Regions from separate parts of the Mus musculus genome. Here region 2 is linked to region 1. The links are chromatin loops, found by intact Hi-C in ENCODE. Cell type or tissue: gastrocnemius. All regions are shown on one strand. Each heading gives the region's core, and the rest is flanking DNA. Links, peaks and the distances in the headings are about the cores only. Region 1 has its middle 20 kb from the start of Gm52771. Region 2 holds the start of Gm15614 (predicted gene 15614).

Region 1 (12,617 bases), core at 3,490-8,489:
CTAAGTCTAAAGGCCAAACTAGTCTACATACATCCGGCCAGCCTAGTCTACATAGTTGAAGCCAGTCCAATCATGGCTGTACAATGAGACCCTGTACTTAAGAGTGCCCTGGTTTGATTCCCAGCCCCAACATGGTGGTTCCTAGCCATCTGAAACTCCAATCCCAACAGGCCCTATGCCTTCTTTTGGCCTCTGTGGACAGTTGCCAACACCCAGGTCAGGTCACTCACACCTGTAATTTCAGGTCCTCTTTGGGCTTACTCAGACACTGCACTCATGTGCATAGATATGCAGAATAGACATGCACATAACTAAATATAAATTTTAAAAAAGATTTATGTATGTATGTATGTATTTAATGTATATGAGTACACTGTAGCTGTCTTCAGACACAGAAGAGGGCATCGGATCCTATTACAGATGGTTGTGAGCCACCATGTGGTTGCTGGGAATTGAACTCAAGTCCTCGAGAAGAACAGTCAGTGCTCTTAACTGCTGAGTCATCTCTCTATCCCCCTAAAAATATTTTTAAAAAAAATGTGCACTGAGAATTTTCGTTTCTTTAAAAACCCAGATATGTTATATAAGTATGTGTCTGTTTTAACCCCAGGTGTGAGGTAAGAGGCTACTTCACAGCAGGTGACTATGGTTCGCCTTTCACAGTAGCCAGCTGCAGACCTGGGACTCTGGAGATGGCCTGTGGTGGCTGCTACTCCGCCTCCTGCTGCTGGTCCCTGCGGCTGTGTTTGCTCTTGCTGGTTTGCAGGATATTTTGATAACAAAGATTGGACTGGCTCCAAGAAAACCAACCCCCTGACCCCTGATCGGCAGGAAGTAGCCTACAGAGTTTTTCGGCCCCCCTTGCCCTCTGGCCTTCTTTCTCTCTTACCTAGTGTTGGGGGTTGTAAAGGTTTACGGTGGAGCAAGGGTTGCAAGAGAGGTAGAGACATAAGAATTCAATAAAATAGTTTTTTTTTAAAGCCAACAAAAATGACTCTGGGTGCTGAGGGGCGGTAGAGGGATGGCTCAGTGGTTAACTGCGTTCTTGTTCCTGCAGGACTCAGATTCAGTACTCAGGACTCTCATGGTGGCTCACAACTGTCTTTAACTCCAGTTCTAGAGGATCCAACACCCTCTTCTGACCTCTGTAGGCACTGCACTTATGTGCACAGACATGCGTACACATACACATAAGTAAAATAAATCTTTAAAAGTCTAATGAACTAACCTTTAAAAGTCTAATGAACTTATCTTCCCAACTCAGTAACAAGTCGATATTTTACCATTCTACATGTTACTTTTGCTTGCTTGTTTGTTTTTTTTGAGACAGAGTCTCTCTCTGTAGTCCTCGCTGTCCTAGAACTCACACTGTAGACCAGGCTGACCCCGAACTCACTGTATGTAGCTCAGACCAGCATGAAACTCAATGCTCCTCCCTCAGGCTCTGAAGCACTGGGATTACAAGCAGACACCACCGGTGGCCATTATACTTTTTGTCTGTTTTTGTTTTTTAAGATAGGGTTTCTCTGTGTAGCCCTGGCTGTCCAGAAATCATTCTGTAGACCAGCTGGCCTCGAACTCAGAGATCTGCCTGCCTCTGCCTCTCAAGCGCTGGGACTAAAAGTGTACACCACCATGCCAGGCTACATTAACTTTAAAAAGAAACTCACAATGAATAACCTTTTGTTTCCCTAAAACAGGAAGAAGTGTGCTCCTGAGATAGCTACGTGGACAGGTGATATTTAAGGTATTTTTAGCAAAAGGCTTTTACAGAGGAGTGGCCAGGGCAAGCCCTTGGGGAATGGTCTCCACTATATTCAAATCACCAAAAGTGGGAACTTTAAACATCACTGCAGAAGCTGGGCAGTGTTGGTGCATGCCTTTAATCCCAGCAGTGGAGAGGCAGAAGCAGGTGGACTGATCTACAGGTCGAGTTGGAGGACAGCCAGGGCTACTCAGAAAAACCCTGTTTCAGAAACAATCAATCAAACAAACAAATGAAACAGCAGCTACAGGCTAACTGAAAACTCAGCACACAACTGTATGCTAATGTTCTGATTGATCACACAGGCAGTGGCAAGGGCAGAGGGAGCCCCTATGCTGACAAGGCCATGAGCTACAGAGCTACAGGGACAGCAAGGGGCAGACACACTCAGAACACTTAGGAGTGACTAGCAGCGGAGTGCCAGAGGGGAGCTATGAAGGGCGGCCTGAGAGACAGACAGCTTAGGCAGAGTCTGCACCTAGCTCCAAACTCCCACTCTATCCCACGGCTGTGAAGAGATAACCCAAACCCTAACCCCTAACACCCTGCCCCTACCCCTAACTCCTCAATACTAACCCCCTAACACTAACCCTGAAACCCTAAATCTAACACTAACCTGAACCCTAGTCCCTAACCCTAAACCTAATTCCTAACCCTAACCACTAAAACCTAACCCTAAACAGAACTCTAATCCTAACCCTAACTCCAACCCTAACCTTAACTGCTAACCCTAACAAGTAACCCTAACGTAACCCATAACCCTAACACTATAACACTAACCCATAAACCCTAACACTAACCCACTAACCACTTAACCATAACAACCAAGCCCTAACCCTAACACCCTAACCCCTTAACCCTAACGCCCTAGCACCCTAACCCCTAACGCTAGATCCCCGAATTTAACCCCCTTAACATAACCATTAATCATTACAGCCTAACGCCTTAAGAACCCAAACCCTCAAACTCCAGAAACTGAACCCAAACCAGAATGCAACACTAAACCCTAACCATAAAACCCTAACCCTAACCCTAACCAAACCCTAACCCCCAAACCCTAATCCTAACCCCCTAAACTCTTAAGCCTAAAACACTAATCCTCTAACACTAACCACCAAACACTAACCCAAACCCTACCCCCTAACTCCTTAACCCTAACACCCTGACCCTAATACTCTAACCCTAACTCCCAAACCCTAATCCTAACCCCAAACTCTTAAGCCTAAAACGCTAACCCTCTAACACTTACCCAAACCCTAGCCCCCTAACTTCTTAACCCTAACACCCTAACCCTAACCACCTGACACCAACCCCCTAACCATAACCCCTAACCATTAACCCATAAACTAACCCCAAACTCCTGACCCCCTAAACCTAACCCTAACACCTCACACCTAACCCTGACCCTCTAGCCCTAACCCTAACCACTAAACCTATCCCAAAACCCCTAACCTTGACGCTATATTCCTAAACCTAACAGACTAACCCTAATCTATGAAACCTAACACCCTAAACAAAACACTAACCACTAACACATAACCCTAACCCTGAACCCTCAGCCTGACATTCATCCTCACCATAACCCCATTAACCATGACCCTAACCTTAACAACCCTAACACTGTCCCTAACCCTAACCCTAATCCCTAAAAACTAATCCTAACCCATAACCATAACCCTCTAACTCTAATCCAAACCCCCCAAATAACCCCCCCTAAAGCTAGTTTCATATCCTATGCCCTATATAACCCATAAGCCTTATTCCTTAACTCCCAAAACCATAGCTCCCCATAAACGGAACCCAAACCAGGAACCCTGAACCCTAATCGTAACCCTAAACATAAAACCCTAACCACCCTACACATAACCATAACCTTAACCCTAACCCCTAACCCGTATCACCTAACCCCTAAAATAAGGCAAACCCAAACACTAACCCCTAAAACTAACCCATAGCTCTAACCCTGAAACCAAAACCTAACCCTGAATCCTAACCCTGAACCTTCACCTTCACCAACACCCTCATCCAAACTCTAACCACTCTGACTTTAAATCTAACAACCCTAACCTTAACAACTCTAACACTAGCCCTAACCCCTAAATGGAACCCCTAACCCTAACCATTAACCCCTACCCCCTAACTCCTAAACCTAATTCACAGACTAACCCTAACCCTAACCCTGAAATGAAACCCTAGCCCTGAATCCTAACCCTGAACTGTCACCTTCACATTCACACTCACCCTAACCTTAACCCCCATAACCCTAACAAACCTATCCCTAACATCCTAAATTTAACCCTAACCCTAACCCTAGAAGTGAACACTAACCTTGAACCCAAACGCTGAACCCTAACCCTCACATTCACCCTCACTCTAGCCTCTCTAGCCCTAATCCCAAGCCTAGCAACCCTAACCCTTAACTCTAACCCTCTAATCTTAACCCTATAAGCCTAACCCTAACCCAAACACTAACCATAAAACTGTAACCCTAACCACTAACCCCTAAACTCAAACCACCCTCTAATCCTAAAACTAACCCCAACCATAACCACATGCGCCATATAACCATGTGGCGCCACCACACCTCTAATCCCATGACCTTGAACTCGGAGATCTTCAAATGTTTAAATTTTTAAAATTCATTTATCTAGTCATTTCTTTTCTTTCTTTCTTTCTTTCTTTCTTTCTTTCTTTCTTTCTTTCTTTCTTTCTTTCTTTCGTCCTTTCTCTTTCTTCCTTTCTCTTTCTTTCTTTCTCTTTCTTTCCTTTCTTTCTTTCTTTCTTCCTTTCTTTCCTTTCTTTCTTTCTTCCTTTCTTTCCTTTCTTTCCTTTCTTTCTTTCTTTCCTTTCTTCCTTTCTTTCCTTCCTTTCTCTTTCTTCCTTTCTCTTTCTTTCTTTCCTTTCTTTCTTTCTTTCTTCCTTTCTTTCTTTCTTCCTTTCTTCCTTTCTTTCCTTTCTTTCTTCCTTTCTTTCCTTTCTTTCTTTCCTTTCTTTCCTTTCTTTCTTTCTTTCCTTTCTTCCTTTCTTTCCTTTCTTTCCTTTCTTTCTTTCCTTTCTTTCTTTCCTTTCTTTCTTTCCTTTCTTTCTTTCTTTCTCTTTCTTTCTTTCTTTCCTTTCTTTCTTTCCTTTCTTTCTTTCTTTCTCTTTCTCTCTCTCTCTCTTTTTTCTTTCTTTCTTTCTTTCTTTCTTTCTTTCTTTCTTTCTTTCTTTCTTTCTTTCTTTCTTTCTTTCTTCTTTCTTTCTTTCTTTTTGCTTTTTTTCGAGACAGGGTTTCTCTGTATTGCCCTGGCTGTCCTGGAACTCACTCTGTAGACCAGGCTGGCCTCGAACTCAGAAATCCACCTGCCTCTGCCTCCCGAGCGCTGGGATTAAAGGCGTGCGCCACCACGCCCAGCCATTAGTCATTTCTTTAATTAATTTAGTCTTGGTTTTTTTTTTCGAGACTCAGCTGGTATTTTTTCCTATTTTTTTGTCTCCCCCCCCCCCCCCCAGAGCTGAGGACCGAACCCAGGGCCTTGCACTTGCTAGGCAAGCACTCTACCACTGAGCTAAATCTTCAACTCCTCCTATTTTTTATTTTTAAATTTTTAAAGGTTTAGATTTATTTATTTATTTATTTATTTATTCAGAATTATTTCTTTATTGAATTTTTTTTTTTTCTGAGACTGGGTGTCTCTGGGTTGAACCCCGAGACGGTTTCTCTCGCGCGCCACCCGGTGGCGACAAGTTGTCACTCCAACGCTCCGCTCCGGTCGGTGTCAAAGGATATGGATTTGCCTGCGGTCAACCGGCCAGCCTGAGGGAAGGGCGGGCAGTCGAGCGGCTTCGACCCGGTGACGGGGTCGCGTTTTAAAACAGTAGGTTACCGGGAGATTGTATCTGGAGCTACACAGGTGGGACCTACAACTCCCACCTTGCCTCGGTGCTTTTGTGATGTCACTTCCTGTAGCAAACAGGAAGTAACACCCGAGGCAGGAAATGACTACAACTCCCAGCATGCTTAAACACTAACTTCCTGCGCCAGACAGGAAGTTCCTCCGTTCCCAACAGGAAGTGAGTTCTTCTAGGGAAGAACTCGGAGCGTCAGCGACGACGAGGATTTCCGGTTTTGAGTTCGCTGCCCGGAAACAAACAGGGCATGCCGCATGCGTAGTTCCTCTCCTTGCCGAACCCAGTTTTCCTGGTCCTCTCCGCGTCGCCACCTCTGAGCAGCGCGACCTGATCTCCGGTTTCCCCGCAGCGACTACCGTTACCCCCGGCGACTCCAGTGACGTCACCGGGTCAGGTCCTGACCGAAGAGCCTTGGGCGACCCGTCACCACTCCTCGCCTGTTGACGTGTGCTGCAGCTGTACATGTGTACATGTGTACATGTGTGCCTGTTGTGTGATGCCAATGTACATGTGAACATGGGTCCCTCGTATGTGATGCTGCTGCACATGTAAATATGTGTGCCTGATGTGTCATGCTGTTGCACATGTTTACATGTGTGCCTGTTGTGTGATGCTGCTGTACTTGTGTACATGTGTGCCTGGTGTGTTATTAACCTGTAAATGTATGCCTAGTGTGTGTTGCCACTTTACATGTGTGCCGGGAGTGTGATTCTGCTGCACATGTGGACATGTGGGCCTGGTATGTGATGCTGCTGCACATGTGGACATGTGGGCCTGGTATGTGATGCTGCTGCACATGTGGACATGTGGGCCTGGTGTGTGATGCTGCTGTTCATGTGTCCTGGAGTTTGCCTGGTGTGTGATGCCACTTTACATGTGATCCAGGTGTTAGATGATGCTGTACATGTGTTCAGGTGTGCCTGGTATGTGTTGCTGTAGCACATGGGTACAGGTGTGGCTCTTTATGTGATGCTGCTGCACATGGGTTCATTTGTGCTGTGTGTGTGATACTCAGTGTGACACTCAGATACTCATGCAAACATCAGCTTTTATTTGTATGAGGGACTTGTGCCATGAGAATTTTTGAGAATTTTAGGAATTGTTCTGACCTCTCAAGAACATCAAATAAATAGTAAATGACTGAGATAGCAGAAGCAGCAGCTTTATTACCTCAGAAATAGTTGCATGGCCTGTGAACCACAATGGCTTGAATTTAGCTAGTTTTGATATCCACTCCACTGCCTTAGGCACATCCCAACGTTCACTGACACCCATCATCTGCAAGGACAGACTTCTCACTTCTCTGTAGAGCCATGGTTCCAGAGAGAAGATGCCTTAATTTAGTGCAACCTACTGCTTAGGAAGACTCTTCTGGCATTTCTTTTGCTAGTGTCTACTCCAGAGTTCTCAAAAAAGGATCCAAAGTGCAGACATTGGGATTAGAAATCTGGCTTCAGATCTGAGCCATATGTGAGGGAAGAGATGTGAATTGCTCACAGAACTGCTGTGATGTCTACAAGTGCCCTGGGCTGGATTATGAGATGTGCTGACTCAGGGATGTGTCCATGTTAGGTAAGCACTTTACCACTAAGCTATAATATTCACCCCCATCCTGATGTCTTTTGTTCCAACCAAGAAGGAGCTAGAGAAAGTATCCAAGGAGCTGAAGGGGTTTGCAGCCCCATAGGAGGAACATCAATATGAATTAACCAGTACCCCCAGAGCTCCTTGGATCTAAACCACCAATCAATGAAAACACATGGTGGAACTTGTGGTTCTAGCAGTATATGTAGCACAGGATGGTCTAGGCAGTCATCTGCCGCAGACCCTCTGGATCCCTTTGTCTGCGTGGAATGGGTCTCTAGTTGCAGGTGGGTAAAGGGTGCATGAATTGACAGATAGATGCACACAGGAGAGGTTCTGTAGAATCTGAATGTAATGTGTCAAATCGAGCATCAAACTTTTTATACAGAAGACAATAAGGAAGTTGGGTGACACACTCGCAAGGTACAAAGAGGTTACTGGATTCTTACATAAAACAGAGGAATACAAACACAGAAGGTCTAACAGGAACCACCTGGGATAGAATTCATTGTTAACAACTGGGATCAAAAGGAGCTCCACCTAAGATTCACTTAATCTTAGAAGCTAGGGTCAAGGGCTTCGTGCCCTTTCCATAGTTCCTATTTTAGTCTATTGTATAGTCCACCTTTCCCTTAGGCCATTGTAAATACATGTGTATGGGTGTAACTCAGCTATCTATAGTTCTAAGTATCTACTCTGGTTTCTCCTTAGGTCTGAAATTTCTTCCTAGATGATGGTAAATTCCTATGTAGGGCAGTGACCTAGCTTTTATTCAAAGTGATACCAGAGGCTATTCTGAATGTCACTGAATAGGCAACATTCTTCCTGGATTCCAAGCCCTTGGTCTGCTCAAGGACTTTCTAGGATATTGGAACACTGGCGAAGGCTTTGGCTATGTCAGAATTAAATCTTAAAAGGCATTTATAATAGGATAATTCTAAAAGAGAGCATGTGGATCCATACACTAGACTGACTCGGGAATGGAATATTAATGTATAGGTTAGAGAGAATGCCAGATTCCAGGAGTGAGTTTCCGTGAAACTTTCTGCCTCGTGAGTGGCTTCCAGGCCTCAGCCAGAGTGTGTGGCAGTCATCAGTGGGAGGAAAGGCCCTAGGTCCCGTGAAGGTTCTATGCCCAAGTATAGGGGAATTCCAGGACTGGGAATGGGAGTGGGTGGGTTGGGGAGCAGGGGAAGGAGGAAGGGATAGGGGGTTTTCGGAGGGGAAACTAGGAAAGGGGATAACATTTGAAATGTAAATAAAGAAAATATCAGCTGGGCGTGGTGGCGCATGCCTTTAATCCCAGCACTTGGGAGGCAGAGGCAGGGGGATTTCTGAGTTCAAGGCCAGCCTGGTCTACAGAGTGAGTTCCAGGACAGCCAGGGCTATACAGAGAAACTCTGTCTCAAAAACCAAAGAATAAAAAAATAAAAATAAAGAAAATATCTAATAAAAAAGGAACATGGACATTTTAATAACTTATGCTAGTCTTGTGATAGGTAAACTCTCTTTTTAAAAGCTATGGGGTCTGATCAGTTTTAGTTTTAGCTTTTCTACAGAGCTAATTAAATCTCATCAGAGCAAGAGACCATATTTTTGCCAACCTTTCAGTTGGATCCACTGAGTGCTTTATTATTTTTTTTAAGATTTATTTTATGTGTGTGAGTACACTGTAGCTGTCTTCAGACACACCAGAAGAGGGCATCAGATCCCATTAGAGATGGTTGTGAGCCACCATGTTGTTGCTGGGAATTAAACTCAGGACCTCTGGAAGAGCAGCCAGTGCTCTTAACCTCTGAGCCATCTCTCCAGCCCGAGTGCTTTATTTTATTTTAAGCATATGAGTGTTTTGCCATAATGTGCGTCTGGTGCCAGCAGAAACCAAAAGACGGCATCTGATCAATGGTACTGGAATTACAGCTGGTTATGAGGATTAGAACAGAACCTGGATCCTCTGCAAGAGCAGAAAATGCTCTTAATCACAGAACCATCTCCCTAGCTCCTTATTTTATTTACACAGTGTGTGTCTCCTCTCATGTATATGTGTATGCACACACATGAGTGGAAGTTAGAGGACAACTGTGGTGGTCAGTTCTTTCCTTCTACAATAATGATCCTGAAGACTGAACTCAGGTTCTTGAACTGGACAGCTGGTACCTTTAACTGCTGAGCCATCCAATCAGCTCCCCTCTTATCTTTTGAATCACATGCACAGTCAACACTGAGTTTGTTCAAATTGACTATTGCCCACCAGGTATGTGACATATTAATAAATACTCACTAATGAGACAACCATGCTACTTGGCACTTAATAAGTTTTTCTTTCATTTAATTTTTACCAATACCCCATAAGACAGCTCTGTTTTACATTAAAACGTTACCCTGTTTTACAAATTAAAAACTGGCTTATAGAGAAAGTTAAGGAAGTCACTCAAGACCAGTAGGCCAAGTTGGTGGTAATTTAAGTCCAGGCCTTGCCTTTCAGGCTTTGGCCTTCTCATTATCATACCACCTGGAAGCCAGAGAATTGCTGGGCAGAGCTTGAGATAGGGCTCACCCTTCTGCCATCAACCTCATTACACTTACAGAAGATGGACAAGGACATGAGATTCTATAAATAGTCTAAGTGGTAAGTGTTCCTTTACAGGATACTCTGAGAACCACAGTATAGCAGGCTCAAGATCAAATTTTGTCATAAATTATTTGAATGAGGGTGACCTCATGAAACAAAAGCATTGCTATTTCATGTATAATGAGGCTTCTGATCTTACATTAAGTACTCCAAAAATAATTTTAACTCACAAAACAAGCCTTATTTTTAAAATATAAAAAATATGATTGTGACTCTATACAAAATATTTTTCATATAATAAAAACTATAATACATAGGAATGATAAATCCTTTTCTTTATCTCAGCTAAAGCCTCAACTCCTTATCAAAGAATGGCTACTTGGAACCTATGTCCTGATAAGCTGCGTGAGAGAGGCTAATGATTTACACACCAAGGTCGTGCCAACCGAAGACTGCTTGTTCAGACTCACCTGCATTAGCAAAAGAATGGTCTCTTGCTCGAATGAGATTTAATTGGCTCTGTAGAATTACAAAACTAAAGCTAATCAGATCCCATAGCTTTTAAAAAGAGAGTTCACCTATCACAGACCAGCATAAGTTATAAAAATGTCCATGTTCTTACTCCTTGGTTGGAACAAAGACTTCAGGCTGGGGATGAATAGTATAGCTCAATGGTGTAGTGCTTATCTGACATGGACACGTCCCTGAGATGAGAGTCACAGTACCACAGAAAACACTCATGAAGCTTTCATGTCTTAATATCTTGAGAATATATTTACCAAAGTGTTCTCTAGTCCAATCGTGTCCCTGACGAGGTGGCATCTTCGTATGTCATCCGGATGATTTTCCCCAACTTGTTACTTTAAACCTACAAATACACTTAGTTTTAAATAGATATTTTATCTTGGCAAGAACACCTGGATTTTCTGTAGAAGTGAGTCTCTGTGAATCATTCATAGACCATGTTTTCTAGTAACCTCTGTTCTTCCCAAACTTTAGACAAGTCACATGATAATAATACTCCAAACTGCATCTCTTTATTCAGTATCAGGGCAATGACAGAATTATCTGCTGACCCACAGTGAAGGAACTAGAAGGAGAAGTTGTATCTCTAATACAGCTCCCTGAATTCTTGTTATGCCAAACAGGTAAGAACAAACAGGCCCTGGTCCATAGAAGAGACAAGGAGAGTTCACAAGGCCCATACATTTGCTAGTTATTTGCACAGAAAGTTTTGTCTCCAGTGAGCCCAGTTGGACTAATCTGTTCCTTATGGTGAAAGGCTCCAGAAAGGGAAAGGGACTTGGTTAGACAAAGAGGAACAGCAGCGTGTGGTCTGTAGTGTCCTATAGAGTTCTCCCTCATGGCACATTTGGCCACTCACAAGGAGCCCCCCCCCCCAAAAAAAAAAGAAAATCTGCCTTGATGTCCAATTATTTCTTGAGACATAGACATCTATATATGTTCCTTGTGACTGCTGGAGTATGGTTGGCCCAATTTGAGCACTATTAGTGGAGAAGAGAATATCATCTCAAGGGACTAGTATCCAATTTCTTCTTCACAAGCCTCTGTTTAGTGAGTACCAAGGCTGTGCTTGTGTTACTGCAGATAGAGCCTATGTCTTCTCCTCAAAGTGTCCAATCTCCCTGTATACTAAGAAGACCATTTAGCTCATAAAAGATTCACACAGGCACAGGAATCATCTTATCTTGGATAATTGCAGTTACTAACCCCCATCAAAGGAGACTATTTTTACAGCAAACAGAAACACTCACAGAAAACCACAAATTGATTCAATGTAGAGATCAACAGATCATGGGGAGACCAACCCCAAAGATAATGTACTTCAAAGCGCCTGCATCAGAGGCTCAGGAACATCTTGAAAGAAGGGACAGAAAGATTGTTAAGAGGCATACCAGAAAGTCTACTCTGAATGTCTCTCCTAGAAATGACTACACAAACAAGACCAGAATAAAGGCAATATCATGGAAGGAGGTAAATTTTTTGGGATCCCACCCCTAGACAACGAATTATGGGCAACAAATGATGACTAGGAGAAGCAGCCTCTCTCCTTATTGGCTATCCAATGTACAGTGGTCAGCCCTGAAGTCATATACACACTACCATCAAAAATTAACTCAGCAGTATTTAATAGTATACATACATATAATAGTAAATAACATGCATATGTATCAGTGATAAAGAAGAAGAGACTATCAGCTTGAGAATGGGGGGCGTGGGAGGGTTTGAAGGAGAGTAGCTGGAGGAAAAGGATGGAAGGAAAGTGACTATTTCAGTCAGAAACATTTTCTTTTTTTGAGACAGGGTTTCTCTGTGTGGCCCTGGCTGTCCTGGAACTCACTTTGTAGACCAGGCTAGCCTCGAACTCAGAAATTCACCTGCCTCTGCCTCCCAAGTGCTGGGATTAAAGGGGTGCTCCACCACCGCCCGGTCAACATTTTTTTTTTAAAGCTGAACACACTCAGGCACCTACTATCTTGTTTTCTCTTACTCATAACAAACACCCAGAGATCCTTTGACTCTAGGTGGAAGTTCCAACGATATGATTTGTCATTCTGGAGAATAATGGCAGTAGTTGGCCATAGCCTCTACACATTTCTTTTGCTGAGGTCCAGAAATCTTTCTGGAGCCTTCGTGATCTCCTAGAGTTGACTCATCAGCCAGCCTCTTTTAGTCAGGTAGAGACTAGTCCTCATGGAACATCTGCTCCAAATTTACCTTGTAATAATTCTCATCAAAAATGGCAACTCTTAGAAGGACCAAGAGAGAGGGAGGACATATGTT
Region 2 (12,617 bases), core at 2,583-7,582, 130 kb after region 1:
TTTCTTTGAGTAACAATGGCTGTCCTGGAGCTCGATCTCTAGGCTAGGCTGGCCTTGAACTTGAAGATCTGTCTGCCTTTGCCTCCCAAGTTCTGGAATCAAAGGTGTGCACCATCACTGCCTGGCTCATTTTATGTTATTTCTTATTGTGGTAAATGTGACATGGAAATTATGATTTTACTCATTTTATGCATACAGTTCACTATTATTAGAACATTCATACTGTTGTGTAATCATCACCATTATCCATCTACAGGGTCAATCTTTCAATTTTCTTCAACTCCATACATAATTCATTTGGCTAAATATGTAGCTTGGAGGGTAGAACACTTGAGTAGTCCCAAGGTCCAATCTTCAGTATCCTCTACTCCACAATTCCATTCTCATTGGATATTCATTCTCCGTCCTCCTTAGCTCCTTCCTGGCAGCCACCTTTCTTTTGGTGTCTTTATGCATTGGATTGCTTCCTGTACCTCAGGTAAGTGGAGTTATAAAATGTTTATCCCTTTGTGTCCTGCTTATTTCATCTGTAATAGCATCTTCAAGGTTTACCTTATGCCATAATTTTCTTCCCCTCTAAAGCTAAATAATATTCCATTATACACATTGTACCTTATTCATAATAGCTCTTCTTTAAAAATATGGCAAACACATACTTCAAACACCTTGCGTAAACTATAACATATCTTGACTACAGAGACAGAAAGATGTTCAACAAGTGCTTGCCTGCCTCTTTTTAACAGATATATCTCGTTGTCAGTACCTTTTGCTATGCCTCTTGTAAGGCTCTGCTCTCAAAAGAAAATGTACCTTATACCTTGTCTAACAGTGCTCTGGAGAGGGGAACTGATGGTATTTGGCCTCCAGTACAGGTAGTTCACACCATTAACATTTGCTTTTTCCATATTCTCAGGTGCTGATTTTTAAAATTTATTCTAAATATGGAGCTATGAGTATCAGTATCTCCATCACAGATTCACCAAATTTCTGAAAGTCCTTATTACAATTCTATTATTATAATAATCACTTTTCTATTTATTATTGCTCTTTAAACTTTTTACTTTACTTTTATTTTATTTTATTTGTGTGTGTGTGTGTGTGTGTGTGTGTGTGTGTGTGTGATATGTGTTTGGGTGCTACATGTATGCAGGTGCCCCTGGAGGCCAGAACAGGGAATTGGATCCCCCAAAACAGGAGTTCCAAGTGGTTGTAAGCTGCCCCACATGGGTGATCAGAACTGTGGTCCTCAGATGGGGAAAGTTCTCTTTACCACTGAGCCATCTCTCCAGCCACAGTTATTTGGCTTTTAAAAACAGGGTCTTGTTAAGCTGTCTATGGTGGTCTGGAAATTCAAGTTCTGCCTCAGCCTTGTAAGTTCTAGGGTTGTGGCTGTGCACCATGCTAATAATGTTACTAACTTTCATAAAGCCACAGTGGTTATAAGGTGTTTGTTCTGAGCACTTGATGAGCACACTGCATGATGATGATGATGATAGGATTTGAAACAAAAAACCAGGAGGAAAATCAGGGTAAACAAGGGTAAAATTATTTTTGGTCATGTTGTGTCTAAAATGTCTGAGAGAAAGTAAGTGTTTAGTGGATGACAGCAATGGGATGTCTAAATTTAAGGCGGTTTAGGAGTGCCACTGGAAATAGAGATGGACTTAGGAATCAAAGACATGTACAACAAACACAACTTTACAACTTATTTTGTGATGAGGAGGACAAGGTCTCACTACATAGCATGCATTGACTGATGATCCTCCTATCTCTCATCTCTGCTTCAGGAGTCTTAATGAGGGGGGGGGACAGGGAGAAGGAGAAAAGGAGGAGAAGGAGGAGGAGGAGGAGGATAAACAAAGCAAGAATTTACTTCATTCAGCCCCAGGAACTGAACCTTAGAAACCAATGGGATTGAGCCAGGCAAGAAGGAAGAGAAAGTCACTTCAGGTGAGAAAACAGTCAAGGCATCAAGGTCAGGACTGGCCCGAGTAGCCATTTGTTTTGCCTCCTGTCTCTGAGTTTCAGGGCTCAGGGCACCCCATTAAAGTAAAATCATTTCATTTGTCTTTTGCGCCTGTTTTATATTCTTTTTGCTTGTTTTGATTTTTTGAGACAAAGTTTTACTGTATTGTCTTGGCTGTCCTGGAACTTGCTCTGTAGACCAGGCCAGCTTTGAACTCACAGAGTCTAAGTCAGGAGTTGCCTGACTCTGCCTCCTCAAAGAATGTGTGCCACCACTACCAAGCCTGTTTCATATTTTTAATCCTGGAATACAGGTAAATCACCTGCAGAGATTTGAAAAACTGCAAACCCTTGGGTCTATGGATAGGTTCAAACATCTACACTGAAAAAAAAAAAAAAAAGAAAGAAAAAAAAAGGCAAGTTTGGAGTGTATCCAAAGTGAATGCTTAGATAGTTCTCTTGTTCTATTACACAATGTAGTTACAGTTATCAACATTAGATGAGAGAGTTTTCAAAGTTCTCATCAGAAGGAAATGATAGATGTTTGAGATGATGGACAGCTTGACTAGCCCAAATTGATCATTATAAAATATACACATACACCAAATTAATCAGATAATTTTCATAAATATGCACAATTATCTGTCAATTACAAAATAGATCAACCCATTAAAAACAAAGTAGCAAGTGAGAAACTCTGTTGTAAAAGCACAGAAAAGATAAATATGCAGTGGAAGATAAGAGAAAGAAGCTTCCATTGAGAAAGGACAGGGACCAAGGGACAGTCATTGAGGTTTGTAAGTGAAGTTTTATCAGAAACCTTTATAGAGTATTTCCCACACAAGAAATAAAGGAGGCATCACTGGAAAAGAGAATTTGGGATCAAAACTGTTGGTAGAGGGGCCAGGGGTGCTCCATGATGCCCCAGGCCTGGGTTCCATTTCTACACTTCAGAACAAAGATCCCACAACAAACAAATTGGGTAAGGAAAATGTCTGAAGGATGGCTAGTGGTGTGGTTTGAATGTAAAATTTGTTATGCTCAGTCCTCAACTGATGGCATGGTTTTGAAGGTCATGGAATCTTTAGGAAGTAGAGTTTTACTTGAGGAAGTGGGTGTACCTTGAGAGTTTTAAATTTTACTGTCATTTCCGGTTTGGATTTTGTTTCCTCGCTCAGTGTGGGCAGCCAGCTACCTTACTATGATAGTGTCCCCTCTTAAACCCTGAGCCACGGTAAACCCTGGAGCTGTGTTTGCTAACTATTTTGTCACAGCAAAACCCAAACCAAACCAAACCAAACCAAACCAACCAAACAAAAAACCAAAACCAAACCAAACAAACAAACAAATGCCTTGGGAATGTTGATAAGTCATGATATAGAGTGGAATGGAGGGACTTGAGAAAGTAATAAATCTGGTAGGAATATAAACAAATCATTAGATAGATGGGTGAGAATGGAAGGGCTTGAGAAAGTAACAAATACAGTGGGCATATAAATACGTCATTAGGAATGGAGAGTCTTAATGGCCAGGCTTCTGCTTTCTAAGGAAAGCTTCCAGCATAGCTATTGGAGGCTACACACATTTTTGACAAAGAATATGGCTTTGGAGATAGATCTCCTAGACTAAAATTCTATTTCTTCTGCCATTCCCCAGCTCTTGATCTCTATGCCTAAGATTCTTATTTTCAAAATGGGGATTTTTTTTTCCCTTCCAAGCTTTGTAGGATCTTTGTAAAGACTACGATGAATTAGCATATGGACTTTTCCAGAACAACACCTGGTAACTGTTTCTGGTTTGAGTCAGCAACAACAGAAACAAGGACAGGGCTTGATGGCAGAGCATCCTCTGTAGGATGTGGGCCACCAGAACTGCAAAGTAGCTGTTGATAAGGGTCAGGGTCAGTGAAAACTGGGCACAGTTTTATAGCAAAAGCAAGCAGTTTCTGTTTGATTTCCTTTGCATAATTCAGCAGCAGAAGAAGCAGAGGAGGGCCATTAGACTGAAAATAGGGCTGAAGATCAAGTGGCCAAAGAGGGCCAAGTGCAACCATGACGAAGGCTAATTTAATTTTGGGCCAGGGTAGGATTGTTAGACTCGGAAGTCATGAAGGGTTCCAGGTATCTGAACTAAGGATTCCTGTGCAATTCCATCGGTAGTTTAGATGGACATACAATGGGGCCCTGGGAGAAGGGACAGTCAGGGTGACAAACATGTGTTAGGACTCCTACTTCAGCTATTCCACCTATCAATCATTTTCAAACTTGTTTGAGAATCTTCTGTGGTTATTCAGCAATGCTTCAAGGCCAATTCTATCAGATTGGCTCCTGATGGAGGGTGACTGGAGGAAAAGTGGAAGTAGATTGTATTTGTAAGACTGTTAGAAAAAAAATAGTGTATTATTTTGCTTTGGAAAGCACTGCTTCTTGATGAAATGAATGTGGGTTTGAGAATTTGAACTTGCATCATGCCTCCTCTGAACTACAAGTGTGACTCAGAATAGGTCATTTATGTTCTTTTGGTTTCAGTGTGTTCATTTGCAACATTGGCAAATTGGATTAGATGATCTTTCTCTGACATCCCTTTATTTAATAGAGTCTCCAAGGGTGGGAATTTAGCCACCAGGCTGTTCAGCGCTGAGGAAGTTTGCGGGTGCCACCTTGTGGCGTAAAGAAATAGTATTGTCATGAAGTTCTGCCAGGCTCTTGGAAGCTGGGTCTCAAGGAGGTGAAGCTCTATCCAGGATAAGAGTGGTCTCTTGTTAGAACAGATTGTGAGTGAGCTGGATATGGTACCGTAGCCAGAATTTCATCAGGAAAATCAGAATAACTCACGTGAATAATTTATGGTCTGCTTGGCCCATTGGAGAGAAGTCCTTTAACAGTGGCCAAAACTTCTTTGGAATCCACTTACTTCAATTAGGCTTCTTCTTTATTGAAACAAAGACCTTGAAAATGACTCCATATTCATATTTAGATACAGCTCACACATCTCCCAATGCAGTTATGAAATGCTCTGATGCATGTGTGCTACTTAATAGCCCTTGCTGAGCAGAGATGAGGTCAGGGTCACTTTACAATAAGCCATGACAGACTCTTAATTTAAAATGACCTTTAAGATAGATGATTATTGATATTGATGAGTCAAATGTCTGATTCTGAGGGTTTCTCAGAACAATTTTCTGGAAATGGCCTTGGATTATGAATTTCCTATCCAAGGGCACAGGGGCATCTGCAATAAAGGCTGTCACAAAACAAACTGACTAAAGCAGACGTCAGAGGCAAGTTTTCTTTCAGTTAAACCTTGAACAGAGATGCAAGGCTTTTGGCCAGGAACTGTATTCTTCTTGTGAATTCTTAGCATTCACAAGTTGTTGTTGTTGAGTTTTTTGTTTTGTTTTGTTTTTGTTGTTAGAAAAATTTCAGTTTAAAAATTTACCCTCGAAAAAGTTAGCTTTAGAACTGTTTGGAAGAGTTCTGGTTCCTTTATACTTAGAAGTATTTTACTCCTTCAATTTTTTAGTCTGAGCTTCAAATTTTAAACTGGGAATGGGGGTGGGGGAGTGGGGGTGGGGAGGGGTCATGGGGGTGTGGCAATTGCCTTTAATTTCAGCACTTGGGAGGCAGAGGCAGAGGCAGACAGATGGTTTGAGGCCAGCCTGGTCTTCAAAGCAAGTTCTTAGATAGCCAGAGCTACACAGAAAACCCTTGTCTTAAAAACAAACAAACAAAAAACCAAAGCAAACAAACACAAAACAAAACAACAAATCCAAAGGGGGAAAAAAAAGAAAAAAGAAATTACAGCTAAAGGGATGGCTCAGCAGTTAGGAGTACTGGATGCTCTTGCAGAGATGTCAAGTTTTGTTCTCAGTACCTACATGGCAATTAAGTCATTAATTACTCCAGTTCCAGGGTTGATGCCCTTTTTTAAGGGGCCCCCACAAGCACTGTACACAGTTGGATCACAGATATAAATGCAGGCAAGATCTAAACACACAAAATAACAATAAATCTTTAAAAATAAATTATACTATCCAGAATTTATTATAATCTGATACCAAGCTATCACCCAGGCTTGCATTCTACAAGTTAGTCTTGTAATTCTACCACTAAAATTCTTGCCTCTTAGGCTTATATCTGATAACAGCATATGGTAGATCATGAGAATTCAAACCATATACTTGTTTTCTTAAGAGTTTATCAAATTTACCTTTGCATTCACCACTCTTCTCATGGCAGTGACACACACATGAAATGAGCAGTTTAAGGAAGGGAAGGTTATTCTGCCTCACAGTTCGAGGTACAGGTCATCCTGGTGAGGCAGCAGGATGGAAGGAGCTTGAGGGAGCTGATCACATGCATCTTCAGTCTAGAGGAAGAGAGAAATGAACACTGGTGCTCCTCCCTCCCTCCCTCCCTCCCTCCCTCCCTCCCTCCCTCCCTCCCTCCCTCCCTCCTTTCTTTCTTTCTTTCTTTCTTTCTTTCTTTCTTTCTTTCTTTTTCACACAATCCAGGACCCTGTCTATGGGATAGTCCTGCCTGCATTCAGAATAAATATCCTCTCTGTAGTTCTGTAGTTAGACTCCTCAGAAAACTGTTACAACTATATCCAGAAGTGTGTTTCCTAGTTGTATTTAAAATCCAGTGAAATTGCCAACGAAGATTAACCATCACAAATATTCATCCATATTTTCTTTTTTTGTTAAAGGTTTATTTATTTTATGCATATGAGTATAACACCATTGCTCTCTTCAGATGCACCAGAAGAGGACATTAGATCCCATTACAGATGGTTGTGAGTTACCATGTGATTGCTGGGAATTGAACTCAGGACCTCTGGAAGAACAGTTGGTGCTCTTAACCACTGAGCCATCTCTCCAGTCCCCATTCATATTTTCTTTTTCTTTTCTTTTCTTTTCTTTTCTTTTCCTTTTCTTTCTTTCTTTCTTTCTTTTTTTTTTTTTTTTTTTGAGACCCGGGTTTTTCTGTGTAGCCTTGGTTGTCCTGGAATTCATTCTATACTAGGCTGACCTCTAACTCAGAAATCCACCTGCCTCTGCCTCCCAAGTGCTGGGATTAAAGGCATGCACCACCACTGCCCAGCTCCATATTTTCATGTCTGTCTTATTCAAGGTTTCTATTGCTATTGAAAGGATAGCATAAACCCCATTTGTTTCCATTTAAGGACCAGGCCTGATTTCAAAAAGAAAGCCATAGGGCACTAGCTCCAGGAACAGGCCATGAAATCCAGAAACAAGGTCATAAAACCCCCTCCCAAAGAACATCCTGGGGATAACCACAAACATGGGAAAATATCTTGTCTCAGAATGGGTCATCTGTGCTGACAGTCAGTCCTATCTCATCCTATGGTTAAATGTTCATTACATAGGAGTACAGAGCACTGACCACCTTGTGACCCCTTAGCACCAATGAAATTTTAGATTACCTAATCCTTCTAGAGAGTTACCCTGTTCCCTATAACAAGGCCTTGTGTACCTTTGTCTAGGGTTGCCATTTTGGAGACTGATTGACCCCGCATATTGGTTGCTTCTGCAGAATAAACACTCCTTGTCTTTGCATGCTATTTGAGCCTGGGGTCTTTCTTCAATGATTTTGGATCCTTACACTATGAAGAGACACCATGACCAGGGCAGCTCTTAGAAGAAAACACTTAATTAGGATTGGCTTATAGTTCAGAGGTTTAGTCATTGTAGTGAAAAAGTGCAATATAAAAACAAAACAAAACAAAAAAACCCTAGGCCTTTAGGCCCAGGCTTGAGAATGTGACCTTTGTGACTCAATGCTCCAAGGCATGCTAATCATAAAACAGATAGTGACATTCCTCCACCCACCCGCTTCCTGGGTTCAAGGAGTGTTTATTCAAAGAAAGTCACCCTGACCCACCCTGACCTTTGCTGAAACCTGCTATGCAAATGTGCTATTGTTAGAGGCTCATAGAAACTGTCTTGACTTTCCACTTCCTTGTGACTCTTAACTGGTATTTTTGGTATTTTCCAACAACACCCTCCCTAACCCCCTTGAGTTGTGGTTTCTTCCTTTAAATACCCCCTTTCCCAGCTACTCGGGGCCCACACAGTCCTCTACCCCTGCATGGTGTACGACTGTGGGCCCCAGAGAGCTCTTGGAATAAAAGTCCTCTTGCGATTTGCATCAAGACTGTTTCTCGTGAGTGATTTTGGGTGTCACCTCTCCAGAGTCAGAACGTGGGGGAGTCCTCACATTGTGGGTCTTTCAGTAGGAAGCATGGTGGCATGCAGGCAGATATGGCACAGAGTGGTAGCTGAGAGAGTTCTACTGAAAGATCCTGACAGAATGTAAAAGGTCACAGAAGTCCTGAAATTGGCAAAATAGATTTCATTGTTAGCAGAACTAGCTTCACTGATTTAGAAAAATAGAGGTGTACAATGCTCTGGCCACTCATAGAACCCGTGTGTCTGCCAATGTTCTGGCTGTTCCTTGAACCCATGTGTGTGCCCACTGCTGCACCTCACTGGCAGGTGTTTGTGATATTGGTTGCTGGGGAGTCAGAAAATCTCCCCAGCAACCACAGTCAGGGCCAATGCGGAGTTACTGCACCTTCATTAGACTCTTTCCTTGTTTCCCTCCCATACCCATTTCTGAAGAAATCAATCATTTTAGAATAGACATTGTTTAGATCTGGAAATCCCCTACTCCCTCCTTCTCCTTTCCCCCTTGAGGACCTATAAAAACTGGGACCCCTTTCCCCTTGGGGTCGACTCCTCTACCCCTGTGTGGGATATGAGTCGTCCCCAGAGCTCTGGCTTTCCCTGAATAAAGCCTCGTGTGGTTTGCATCAAGTTTTGTCTCTTGTGAGTTCTTGGGGGTCTGCTATTATCCCAAGACTTGAGTGAGGGTCTCCCTTCAGAGGTCTTTCACTACATTTGGATGAACAGGCAGCAGGAAGAGAGTAAAATACTGGGCCCAGCTTGAGAATCTGAACCTCAGAGCATACCTCCCCCCCACCTACTTCCTCCAACAAGGGCACTACCTCCAATAATGCCACTCCCTAAGAGTCTTTGAGGCCATTTTTTATTTAAATCTTCACATTGTCTTACAACAAAAGGTATGTTTCGTTTCCTTTATCTGGGTTCTAAGTTCTATAACCTCTACCCTCCCATTTTGTAAATCAATGAGTATGTCTCCTCCCTACTGGTGGAAAAGTGACCATGCTTAAGAGATCTGACTTCGGAACAATAAGTAAATGTAGTTCTATTCTCCACTTTAGTGGAGGTCTCTTTTCCTTCCCTAGCTGAACCTCATCTCAGAGTAAATTCAGTTCTTTGTTTCCTCAAGTGTTAGTCACAATGTTTCCACCACATGCTGAAGCTATTCTTGATAGAGTAATCATTGGCAAAGTCAATGGTTGATTTTCTGGCTCCTCCTCCTCCTTGACCCCTCTTGGAAATTTGCTGTGACTGGCTGTGATGGTTTGTATATCCTTGGACCAGGGAGTGGCACCATCTGAAGGTGTGGCCTTGTTGGAATAGGTGTGACCTGGTTGGAGTAGGTGTGTCACTGTGGGTGTGGGTATAAGATCCTCACCCTAGTTGCCTGGAAGTCAGTCTTCCACTAGCAGCCTTTGGATGAAGACATAGAACTCTCAGCTCCTCCTGCGTCATGCCTGCCTGGATACTGCCATGCTCCCTCTTTGATGATAATGGACTGAACCTCTGAACCTGTAAGCCAGCCCCAAGTAAATGTTGTTTTTTTTTTTTATAAGACTTGCCTTGGTCATGGTGTCTGTTCACAGCAGTAAAACCCTAACTAAGACACTGGCCATCTTCATCCTTCAGCTGTTTCTTCAATTCTGACATGAGTCTTCAGACTCTCATCTAGTCCTTCTCAGTTTACATTTCAGGGAACTATGAGCTTGCTATGTGTGCATATGTGGTAAGCTCCAAAGAAGTGCCAGATATTACAAGTTTGCATCAATTTTCTCATGGAATACTTTGCTCAATATGATGAAATAGATAATTTGCACTTCTATTTGACAAGAGGAATGCAACCCTCAGAGAGGTTAAATGAACAGCAAGGGACAGATTCAGTCCCAGGGACCTGGCTGTTTGGAGGGGCAGCTCTTGTTCTCTGATGCTTCTTAGAGTTAAGCCTTTCCAACCCTTTCTAACCCCAACCCTGATGCTGCCCACAGTTTTCTTCTCTTCATTTCCCCAGTAAGAAAACATGACAAAGGCAACTTGTAGAAGAAATTGGGGCTTCACATTTCAGAGGAGTAGAGTCCATGTCCATCCATAATGGTGGGGTGAAAGAACCTAGTGGGGAAACCCCCACTCAATTCCTGATTCGGCGTGCACCCAAGAATCACGAACAGAACAGAATGCCTTGATGTAAAAACATGAGGTAGTTTTAATGGTGGAGCTCCAGGTCGAAACATATCTCACACAGGAGACAGTGGATTCGACCACGAGGCTTGGAAGCTAGGGGTTTTTATAGAAAAGGGGCTGGGACTTGGGGAGGAATTGGTGTGGTTTCACATGATTGGTCCATTTAAACATCAGCAGCCTGTTTAACATTTAACTTAGGTCAGAAGGGTGGGAGATAGAGAGGCACCGGGCCAGTCCGGTCATGTCATTCTCTTTATCTTTATGGCCAAGCAGCCTCAGGAATGTCTTAACGACGGGCCTGCCCAGGCATGTCCTGGCCTGTTCTGCTATGTTCTCAACCCCAGGTTTCAAAGCTCACAAACAACTCTTTGGGCTATTTGACATAAATTACATGAATCACAGGTCTCAAGTTTATTTTCTTTCAGGGGGACATGGAAGCTGACAGGCAAAAGTGGTGCTGGAGTAATATCTGACAACTTACATCTTGAGACACAACTATGAAGCACAGAAAGCTAAGAGGGAATGGCATGGGCTTTTGGAACTTTAGAGCCTGACTTCCTCCCATCAGTGGCACATCTTTTCCTGCTGGGGAACAAGTACTCAAACATATGAGCCTATGAGGACAATTCTCATCCAAACTACCACAGCTTGGTTATTGTTTTTTCTGCCTTCACTAAAAGGTAAGTCCTGCCGGGCAGTGGTGGCGCACGCCTTTAGTCCCAGCACTTGGGAGACAGAGGCAGGCAGATTTCTGAGTTTGAGGCCAGCCTGGTCTACAAAGTGAGTTCCAGGACAGCCAGAGCTATACAGAGAAACCCTGTCTCAAACAAACAAAACAAATAAAAACAAAGGTAAGTCCTTTGAGGTCAACTCATTGTTTAGAGACTATGGCTATTTATATACACACATTGTGCACTGTGCAGGGAAGCTCTAGCTGAGGTGGAAGAATGGGCTAAAATCTAGTTTTTCTATATTTGCTCCCAGAAGGGCTGTCTTTTAAAAATTATTCAGGCATAAAATTCAGGCTGGTCGTGGGCTTGGCATATATCTTGCTAAATAGTTATATTTCCAAAGACTAGAACAGGGACCAGACATGTTGGACTCTCACAGAATATTTACCTGACTAAACTGAAACAGTGTAAAGCATAAACTGTAGCTAGCTCAGTTTATACTAGAAAATAAGCATGCAACTTTTAAATTTTTTTGTTTTTGTTTTTGTTTTTTGAGACAGGGTTTCTCTGTATAGCCCTCGCTGTCTTGGAACTCACTTTGTAGACCAGGCTGGCCTCGAACTCAGAAATCTGCCTGCCTCTGTCTCCCAAGTGCTGGGATTAAAGGCATGCACCAATGAAAGTATAACAAAGTAAAAACAGAATTCTAGGCCTTTAGGCCCAGGCTTGGGAATGTGGCCTTTGTAAAGGTATGCTAATCATAAAATAGATAGCGACATTCCTCCACCCACCCGCTTCCTGGATTCAAAGAGTGCTTATTCAAAGAAAGTCACCCTGGCCATTACCAGAACCTGCAATGCAAATGTGCTATTGTTAGAGGCTCTTAGAAGCTGTCTTGAGAGTTAACAATTACCAGGTATTCCTTGTGACTCTTGTAACTTTACACTTCCTTGTGACTCTTAACTGGTATCTTTGGTATCTTCCAACAACGCCCTCCCCACTTCCTTGAGTTGTGGTTTCTTCCTTTAAATACCCCCTTACCCAGCTACTTGGGGCGCCACGGTCCTCTACCCCTGCATGGTGTATGACCGTGGGCCCGAGAGCGCTCTTGAATAAAAATCCTCTTGCAATTTGCAGCAAGACGGTTTCTTGTGGGTGATTTTGGGGTGTCGCCTCTCCTGAGTCAGAACGTGGGGGAGTCCTCACGTTGTGGGTCTTTCACCACCATGCCTGGCTATGATTTTATTTTATTTTAAATTATATGTATACGTGTGTGTGAATGGGTTTGTGTGTGTGTGAGATTGTTATGCTAATGGAGGCTAGAAGAGAGCATAAGATCCCATGGAGCTGGAGTTATAGATGGTTGTGAGGTACTGGATATGGGTATTGGGAACCAGACTCGGGTCCTCTTTGAGATCAATATATGTTCTTTTTTTTTTCTTCTTTTCTCCTTCTTGCTCTGGCCCAAAGATTTATATATTTATTATATGTAAGTACACTGTAGCTGTCTTCAGACACACCAGAAGAGGACATCGGATCTCATTACAGATGGTTATGAGCCACCATGTAGTTGCTGGGATTTGAACTCAGGACTTCCA

The links. A loop is a pair of places that touch in the nucleus more often than their neighbours do. Peaks named below come from ENCODE experiments on the same cell type or tissue, not always from the same donor. Only the 100,000 strongest peaks of a DNase experiment are listed, where the experiment ranks them.
Region 2: it touches region 1 in a loop (5-fold over the local background); 7 of 42 quality-filtered maps call a loop at or near these places.

What each region holds. Positions count from the first base shown.
Region 1 is chr5:32,707,261-32,719,877 of GRCm38, reverse strand. No RefSeq gene overlaps it. Among named protein-coding and RNA genes, the nearest start is that of Gm52771, 20 kb to the left of the region's middle. In gastrocnemius, for the core only: a CTCF peak has its summit at 5,493; DNase peaks (open chromatin) are centred at 5,572 and 5,765; H3K4me3 peaks cover 1,712 bases; H3K27ac peaks cover 1,448 bases.
Region 2 is chr5:32,580,336-32,592,952 of GRCm38, reverse strand. Gm15614 (predicted gene 15614) reads left to right here and starts at 9,567. Exons shown (of 4, transcript NR_168094.1): 1 at 9,567-9,684; 2 at 10,774-11,028. In gastrocnemius, for the core only: a CTCF peak has its summit at 4,632 (motif pointing left); a DNase peak (open chromatin) is centred at 4,630.